2 separate regions of the Homo sapiens genome follow, and region 1 is linked to region 2. Evidence: chromatin loops called from intact Hi-C (ENCODE). Cell type or tissue: breast epithelium. All regions are shown on one strand. Links, peaks and the distances in the headings refer to the core of each region. The heading gives the core; the rest is flanking DNA. Region 1 overlaps TBL1XR1 (TBL1X/Y related 1). Region 2 overlaps LINC00578 (long intergenic non-protein coding RNA 578).

Region 1 (4,397 bases), core at 252-4,251, 420 kb after region 2:
CTCTGTTGCCCAGGCTGGAGTACAGTGGCACGATCTCGGCTCATGGCACACTCCGCCTCCCGGGTTCATGCCATTCTCCTGCCTCAGCCTCCTGAGTAGCTGGGACTGCAGGGGCCCGCCACCACGCCCGGCTAATTTTTTTGTGTTTTTAGGAGAGACGGGGTTTCATCCTGTTAGCCGGGATGGTCTCGATCTCCTGACCTTGTGATCCGCCCGCCTCGGCCTCCCAAAGTGCTGGAATTACAGGCGTGAGCCACCACGCCTGGCCGAACTCCTGACTTTTAAGTGATCTGCCAGCCTCAGGCTCCCAAAGTGCTGGGATTACAGGTGTGAGACACCACGACTGGCCATGATTTCAATTTTATGAGTTTTGACGGGGATCTATATGGAAATTTTTTTTAGAGTATTTAAGTACTAAAAATCTACAGCCTTTCATAGAGTAATAGTCTGGAAAGTATGTGACATGAGCATAAGCAAACACCTTGCCAGATGGGGTATAGTAATAACATATTTTAGTGGTTACCTTCAACTGTGAATAGAACACAGTTTATGGGTTAGGGAGAGATGTTTTATTCTCTTCCTTTAATTTCAACAGGCTAATTGGGAAGAGTGTATACTAATGTTGCTACATTTCTGTTTAGTGGCTATCATATGTCATTAACTCACAGTATAAGGCAATTGACTCATCTACTTTGGGTTTCTGAAATAAGGTAATGAGAATAGATAATGAATTTATCTTTTCTTTTTCTGCAATTACCTTTTTATGGGGCAGAACTTATAAAAAATAAGGATTTTAGGATACGATTTGTAGCTGTAGCAGTGCTCTTTGGCACTCATTCATATAACAATGTAATATACATGCTTAAGATTTTTCCCCTAGTAAAATGATGGGTTTTCTTTAAATTACTGTTCTCTGTCCTCTTTAGTAACGGATATACATTTGTAAAATTACAGACTGGGGTTAGGAGTGCAGACTGTTATTGTATTGTGTTCTTGTGCAAAAAAACCCCAGGTGTATCATGGGAATACATCTTTGACCTTGGACTTCCTTGTGTCCTGCTGGCAGAGGTCACTAGTTTTGACACCTGGTGAGAGATGTGAAGTGTTCCTTTATTTACTTATATTTATTTATTTATTTATTTGAGGCAGGGTCTTGCTCTGTCACCTGGGCTGGAGTGCAGTGGTGTGAACATGGCTCACTTTACCCTCCAACTCCTGGGCTTAAGCAGTCCTCCTACCTCAGCCTCCTGAGTAGGTAGGACTACAGACGAGCAGCACCATGCCCAGCCAATTTTTTTATTTTTAATTTTTTGTAGAGAGAGGATCTCACTATGTTGCTCAGGCTGGTCTCGAATTCCTGGACTCAAGCAGTCCTCCTGCCTCCCAAAGTGTTGGGATTATTGGTGTGAGCTGCTGTGCCCAGCCAATGCTTCTTTTATATATTTATTTAGATTTGGTGTTTGATTTTTTTGTTAATAAGGGACCTTCTCAAAGATACTTTTAAATGAAAAGACAAAGGGTCAGAAAATACTGGTTTTTTTTTTTTGGAAACAGTCTCATTCTGTGACCCAGACTGGAGTGCAATGGCGTTGATCTTGGCTCACAGTGACCTCCGCTTCCTGGGTCCAAGTGATGCCCCTGCCTCAGGCTCCTGAGTAGCTGGGACAGGCTCATGCCACCATGCTTGGCTAATTTTTTTGTACTTAAGTAGAAATGGGGTTTCGCCATGTTGGCCAGGCTGGTCTTGAAATCCTGACCTCAAGTGATCCATCCTCCTCGGCCTCCCAAAGTGCTGGAATTACTGGCGTGAGCCACTGCCCCTGGCCGGTTGGCTGCTATTTTAACTTAAGGGGTAGAAGACTGGAAAGGAGGACACATGCAATACAGTGTGTATGAGTATGTGTGTATTTATATATGCTTGTTGTGTGTGCTTAGAGTGACTCTAGAAAGCTGTGGAAGAGACTGATAACAATGCTGTTGGGGTAGGTAGATTATGTAGTCAGATGTCAGAGAGACTTATTTTCATGTGTAACCTTTTGAACTGTTGATGTTCTTATTACCATTTTGAAAAAAAAATTGAAAAATCGAGGCATGTGGTTAAGCTTTTAAAAACTTTATTTCTTTGGATTTGGATAGGATGGTCAAAAGAAGGGGGAAAATGATGTTAATTTCTCCTGTGCTTTTCAGTCAGTTCTTAAAGAGCTGTAACTGTATATTTCTGTAAACACTTATTTTCATTTTTCAGACTTGTTGGCAGAATTAGAGTAGTGGTATGATTAACAAGTGTTGTTTCTGTTTCATGACTGGGTCCTTAGACCAGTGGTGAATCAGTGATGATTTTTTTTTTTTTTTGAGCCACAGTCTTGCTCTGTCTCATCCAGGCTGGAGTGCAGTGGTGCGATCGGCTTACTGCAGCCTCTGCCTCCAGGGTTCAAGTGATTCTCCTGTCTCAGCCTCCTGAGTAGCTGGGACTACAGGCATGTGCCACCATACCTGGCTAATTTTGTATTTTTAGTAGAGACGGGATTTCACCATGTTGGACAAGCTGGTCTTGAACTCCTGACCTAAGGTGATCCACTGGCCTCTGCCTCCCAAAGTGCTGAGATTACAGGCGTGAGCCACCGCACCTGGCCAACTGGTGAATTTTGAATCCTATCCAAGCTTGATACTTAGAAAATAATTTAGTGCAAACTTTAGGAGGTTTTGGTTGTCCAGAAGTACTACATTTTGTCTTATTTCAAAGGTATTGCTTTGCCAAGGGTTTGGACATTAGGTGAATATTGGGGTTCTCATAGTGGTTGACTTTAATAATTATAGTATTTGGCACAATGGGATTTGTGGAACTATGGCTTCTGATACTGCACCGATCCTGTCATGACTTACAAACTTAGATGTATGTGTTATTGATGTCAAGGTGACAGATATATTAGATTTTAATGCTATTTTTGGTTGCAGTTGGTGTCATTTGCAATTGTGTCACTTGCAGCTTTTTGTTGGCTATTTAGTTTACCAGTAAAGGGGCTTGCCTTCTAGTTGTGCTCATTTTCAACTTCAACTGGAGCAACCTCAGAGAAAGGGAGCACCTGTTTTGGTGCACAGAATTGTGCTGCACTGTGACTTTGACACTAGCCTTCCTTTGAGGGCACTGTCATGGCCCTCTTCTCAGCAGTAACAGGAGACTAGGTAGGAGAGTCTTTGTCTCATTTTTGGCAGTGAACTCTCAGTATGTTACTGTGGTGAAGAGCTGGTCTCGAGCTCCTGACTTCAGGTGATCCACCTTGCCTTGGCCTCCCGAAGTGCTGGGATTACAGGCGTGAGCCACCATGCCCGGCCGATTAGATGTTTCAAGAAAAAGAAGATTGTACCTTTCTTAAAAATAAAGTTTTTTGGTCGGGCGCAGTGGCTCATGCCTGTAATCCCAGCACTTTGGGAGGCTGAGGTGGGTGGATCACCTGAGGTCAGGAGTTTGAGGAAAAAATTCGCAAGGTGTAGTGGCGGGTGCCTGTAATCCCAGCTGCGGAGGCTGAGGCAGGAGAATCACTTGAACCCGGGAGGCGGAGGTTGCAGTGAGCCAAAATCGCACCACTGCACTCCAGCCTGGGTGAAGGAGTGAAACTCCGTCTCAAAAAAATTTTTGCTTTCCGGAGTGGAATCCCTACTTTTCTCCAGGCAACACTGCTCTGGTTGACAACTGACAACTGCTTTATCAGTCACTTCAAATATATATGTTAAATTTTACACAAACGTTAACATGGATTCTCACTAAAAATCCATATGGCACAACACAGGGTATGTATACATGCAGAAATAACTGAAGGGTTATCAGGAACTTATGCACACACATTTTCTGTACTCTTCATTTAAAAACATGCTTTTATAAACCTAAATGAATTTTATTACTTAATTTTATTCAGTGAATTTAGAAAATACTCGTTCAAAGGAGTATAGAATTGTACTTTTCTACTTTTATGGATTTAGAGTCAGTACTCAGAAACGTCGACGTTCTGAATGACAGAGCATGGATGAGTTACATTTATTGGTGCTAATGTCTTTAGGTTGTATTCTGAAGCTGTATGAGGATTCTGAAGTTATGGTGCCTCAATTTTGTAAGGCATACATAAGAAGTAAGATACAAATGATAAGGAATTTTGATTGCTCTTAAATGTAAATTTAAGAGTTTTGGAGGGAAAATCTGAACAGCTGTAGCTTAGGAACCCTGAATGCTTCTCATAAAGGACAGTACTTAGAAGAATGACCATTATATAAAGTTTCTTATATCCCATTAGAGAAGAAGTTTGGATAATTATATTGTTTTAAAAAAATTTACATGCCATAACATGTTGCCTGCATGAAGTTACACTATTTGATTGAAGATTAAGCATTAGGCTTCTTTCCGT
Region 2 (4,397 bases), core at 154-4,153:
TGAATCCACCTATGACCTGTAAACTCCACTCCACCACACCCCAAGCCATCCCTCACCACCCTCTATGCCACCCCCACCTCACTTCCACTTTGAGTTGTCCCGCCTTTCCAGACCGAACCCATGCATCCCTCACATTATATTCATTGATGTCTTATATCCCCCTAAAATGTGTAAAATCAAGCTGAAGCCCAACCATTTTGGGCACATATGTTCTCAGCACCTCGTAAGACTGTGCCTTAGGTGACGGTCACTCACATTTGGCTTAGAATAACCCTCTTCAAAGATTTTACAGAGTTTGACTCTTTTCATCAACTCTTTTCATCAACATACCTTTTAGCAAGATGGTGTCTCATAAATATAAAGCAGGAATTTTAAGTTTATTTTTTCCCTTCTTATCCAAATCTCACTGTTCTTTTGTTATTATTAGCACTTGGAACTGATATTTGAATATTTCCCCATTGCACTGTAATAATGCACAACAATCTGCGTGTATCTGGTACAGAATGATCGTTTTCCAGAAACAGAGAGAGGGTTCTTTGTCTTGTGATATAAAGAAAATATAGTCATAAATTAAAATGTCTATGCTATTGTTAATTTTTTAAAACTATAGAACAAAACAATTCCACACAGAGTAGATGGGAAATGAAATGGAATACTTTTCCTCACCTAGATTAGATGATTTCACTTTTCCCATTCTGTCTATTTCCTTTCTATGTCTTCTCTCAAGTTGTAAAGTTTCTTTTAAAAAATAATTTTTTAAATAAATAAACAGTTTGAATTTAACACATGCAAGAAGGGCTTTGATATAACTGCTCACAACACACTGGTGGAAATCACTGAGTTGTAGGGACAGCTCTATAAAACATTTCTGCAAGGCAATGGAATAATTTACTTTCTTCAAAAGACTCAGTCAAGTCCTTTTAGCTCCCAGAAGAGTACAATCTACCTCAGTTAAAAGATGAGAAGAGAGTCACTAATGGCTTTGGGCAGAAACCTTCCTATGTCAGTACCTGGAAAGGGTTACCCTGGGCCCAGGTGTGGCCTCAGCTTCACTACACACATTATGTCAGTAAATCATCGATTTTTAGTGTTAGTTCCCATTTGAGAATTAAAGCAAAGGTCATGAGTTTCTTCCTATGTAAATATACATATGTCCATGTATCACCAAAGCCCTTTCCTGGACCCCACTACCCAATTTTTAAGTTTGCCCAGAGGTGATATGTCTCTGGAGCTAGATTCATGCAAAGCAAACCCAAAGTCTGATTTACTAAGCCAGAATGCCAATTTACTCATTTAGAACTGGCGACATGGCTTGGCCCAGGAGTTAGGCCAACTGTCTGCACATTCCCTTTTGGTAGGTAGAGCTACACAGAAAATCAAATTACAGATCCGAAGACTTCCTGGTGATTTTAGAAATAGAACAGAGGAGGTGGATGTTATCATGCAATAGCAGCCTGATCAATTTCTCTTCTCCATTCCAAGGATATTTGTGTCTACCTTCCAACCTCAGAGTCCCCTCTCCCCTAGATGCTGTTTGTCAAATTCCAGTATACAGAGGGGAGGGGCTCGGAAGATAAGTCTGTCTGTCACTTGCATAAAATTATTAAGCCAAACAAGTTAAATGCAACTCAGAGTGTGGCAGATTTGGGGACCACTCCAATCATTTCTTCTTCAGGATGTGTTCCTTTTGAGGATTTCAGAATTACTTTATTAGTAATGAGTACACATTTCTTCTGCAGCTGGCTATAAATGGAATGTTTTTAGTTTACGTTTCAAAGAGAGAATTCGGCCTGAGTTTTTCTGTAAGTCTTCTGAGCTCATCTTGGTTGGTAATTATCAGCTACCATGCATCAACTATAGAGTTGACCCTAGTGCTTATTTGCCGTAATACAGAGCAACCATGGCACAGATCATCTAAAGCAGCTGTTTAAACGCACGTATGGTATTTTTCAAGGACATCTGCTTCCTGGGTTTTTTCTTAGATTATTATTTCATTGTGTTTGCCTTTGGAGCCCAGGAACACATTAAGTGAGAAAGAATATAGTATTTTCCACTTGCTGCTCAGTCTCTCTCTCTCTCTCCCCCTGCCACCTCCTCTCCCTCTTTCAGTAAATGTCATTCAAAGCTAAGAATCTAGAAATTCTTCTTCAGCCTATCAGCTACCACAGCAGAAATCTCAATCTCTGTTGGTAAGACTTAAAATTTTCTCCTAAATTATGCTAATGAGACCATTTGCACAGTGATTTTTTTACAAAAGGAAACAGGCTTGTCCTGTGCTCTTTTCCTTGTGAGGAACCAGGTAAAGTAAGGCAAGCAAGTTTTCCTAAGTGTATAGAACAAAATGACAAACATGAGGGCTGTGGGAAAAGCAAAGGCTAACACGGAGCCAGAGAAGCTGATACCAGGCAGTTTAGCAGAGCACTAGGGCCAAACAGTAGAACTTCAATACAGAGCTGAACAGAAGTTGGAGCGGGGACCAAGATTAAAGCAGACAAAGAGATGACAGGAAGATTTCTAGAGGCAGGGCGCCAACTCACCTGGCTGATGAGGTCATCTTTTTTAAAAGGGCTAGGATGATGTGAACAAAGTCAAACTATGATTCAGGATAGCAAATAGGAAGCATTTCATGAAAGCTGTGTGAGAGTAGCAACAGGTCAAGCAAAGCATCTCGATGTGATCCGGGCATCACAGGAAACAGGAGTAGCTTTATCTCCATGGGGCTTAGTGTAAAGATGCTATCTGGCTCCTTTCTCAACCAGTTGCCTCAGCTGAGGCATCACAAAAATCAGCACAAGATACTCCAGGGGTACTCATTATCTTCAAGTCTCCTGATGAGTTAGATTTCCTCAGAACAAGTGAATGGAAATAAAACGTAAGACAATCCAGGATTCATAAAAGCTTCACCTTGGCAGAACTCCTGGGTGGTCTAATCTTCCAGGATTCTGATTTGCTGTGCTTTCCTTTGAAACTAAATAGAAACCTCCAACAGGCCCTTATTTCTGCTTCCGAAACATGTTGAAGTTTGTCAAGAGTTTAGCTTATATTTTGGACAAAATGGCATCACTTAAGTTAATGTTCTTTAGTAAATACTGATTAAAGATATGCTCAAGAGATTTGTATTTGTATTTTCTTTCTTCAGAAGAGAAAAATTTCTTCTAAAGATGAACACAAATTGTACAAGAAATATTTTCCATTAAACTATGTTGTGGTTCTTGGCCAGGCGCAGTGGCTCACACCTGTAATCCCAGCACTTTGGGAGGTTGAGGCAGGCGGATCATCTGAGGTCAGGAGTTCAAGACCAGCCTGGCCAACATGGTGAAACCCCATCTCTACTAAAAATACAAAAATTAGCTGGGCATGGTGGTGGGTGCCGGTAATTCCAGCTACTTGGGAGGCTGAGGCAGGAGAATCGCTTGAACCCGAGAGGAGGAGGTTGCAGTGAGCCAAAATGGCACCATTGCACTCCAGCCTGGGCGATAAGAGCGAGACTCCATCTCAAAAAATATATAAATAAAATAAACTATGTTGTGGTTCTTACTTTGTGAACTCCAGAGAAGTTAAATTCTTCTCCACCAAAACCCCAGTAAACAGTAGGCCAGGAACAATGCTTAACTGCTAATACAACGTTGAGGCACTATTAGCTAAACAACACTAACAGACCCAAGTCATAAAATTTTCCTACCAAACATTATATAGGAAATATTGTCATCTTTTCCTTTAATTGCATTCAACAGAGAGCTAATTCATCAATTGCATTAACAGGTATTTAATGACTTGGGAAGAACCTGAGTGATCTTAACACTGGTGGCATGAAAGCTGTGTTGAAACTATAAGTTGTTAGGTATCTCTGCAGCAGTAAATCAGTATATTTATTGGAGAAGAGCTTTGGGGAAGAGACATCCTTTCACTTTTTTTTTTTTTTTTTTCTCAAACCTGCTAATTCCAAACAGAACTTTAAATTCACAACTGGCACCTTCCATTTCCTTTAAGGAATTGGGCAATTACTATTTGTCTCAGTCCATTTGGGCTGCTCTAACAAAATACCTTAGACTGGGTACATTATAAACAACAGAAATTTATTCCTTACAGTTCTAGAGGCTGGGAAGTCCAAGATCAAGGTGCCAGCAGATTCAGGTCTGGTGGGGGCTCATTCCTCATAGATGGTGCCTGGTTGCTGTGTCCTCACATGGTAGAAGGGGCAAACGAGCTCCCTCAGTCCTCTTTTGTAAGGGCACTAATCCCATTCAAGAGGGCTCCATCCTCATGATCTAACCATTTCCCAGATGTTCCATCTCCCAACACTGGGGATTAAGTTTCAACATATGAATTTTGGAAAAACATGAACATTCAGATCATAGCACTATTGCAACCTGCAATTTTTAAACATGAGAATAGAG

The links. A loop is a pair of places that touch in the nucleus more often than their neighbours do. Peaks named below come from ENCODE experiments on the same cell type or tissue, not always from the same donor. Only the 100,000 strongest peaks of a DNase experiment are listed, where the experiment ranks them.
Region 1: it touches region 2 in a loop (5-fold over the local background); 21 of 110 quality-filtered maps call a loop at or near these places.

What each region holds. Positions count from the first base shown.
Region 1 is chr3:177,182,756-177,187,152 of GRCh38, reverse strand. The region is part of intron 1 of TBL1XR1 (TBL1X/Y related 1); the gene reads left to right. Among named protein-coding and RNA genes, the nearest start is that of TBL1XR1, 13 kb to the left of the region's middle. In breast epithelium, for the core only: no CTCF peak of the experiment used is centred there; no DNase peak of the experiment used is centred there.
Region 2 is chr3:177,605,315-177,609,711 of GRCh38, reverse strand. All of the region lies in intron 2 of LINC00578 (long intergenic non-protein coding RNA 578), which reads right to left. Among named protein-coding and RNA genes, the nearest start is that of LINC00578, 170 kb to the right of the region's middle. RefSeq lists a silencer at 2,588-2,788. In breast epithelium, for the core only: no CTCF peak of the experiment used is centred there; a DNase peak (open chromatin) is centred at 2,531; H3K27ac peaks cover 1,158 bases.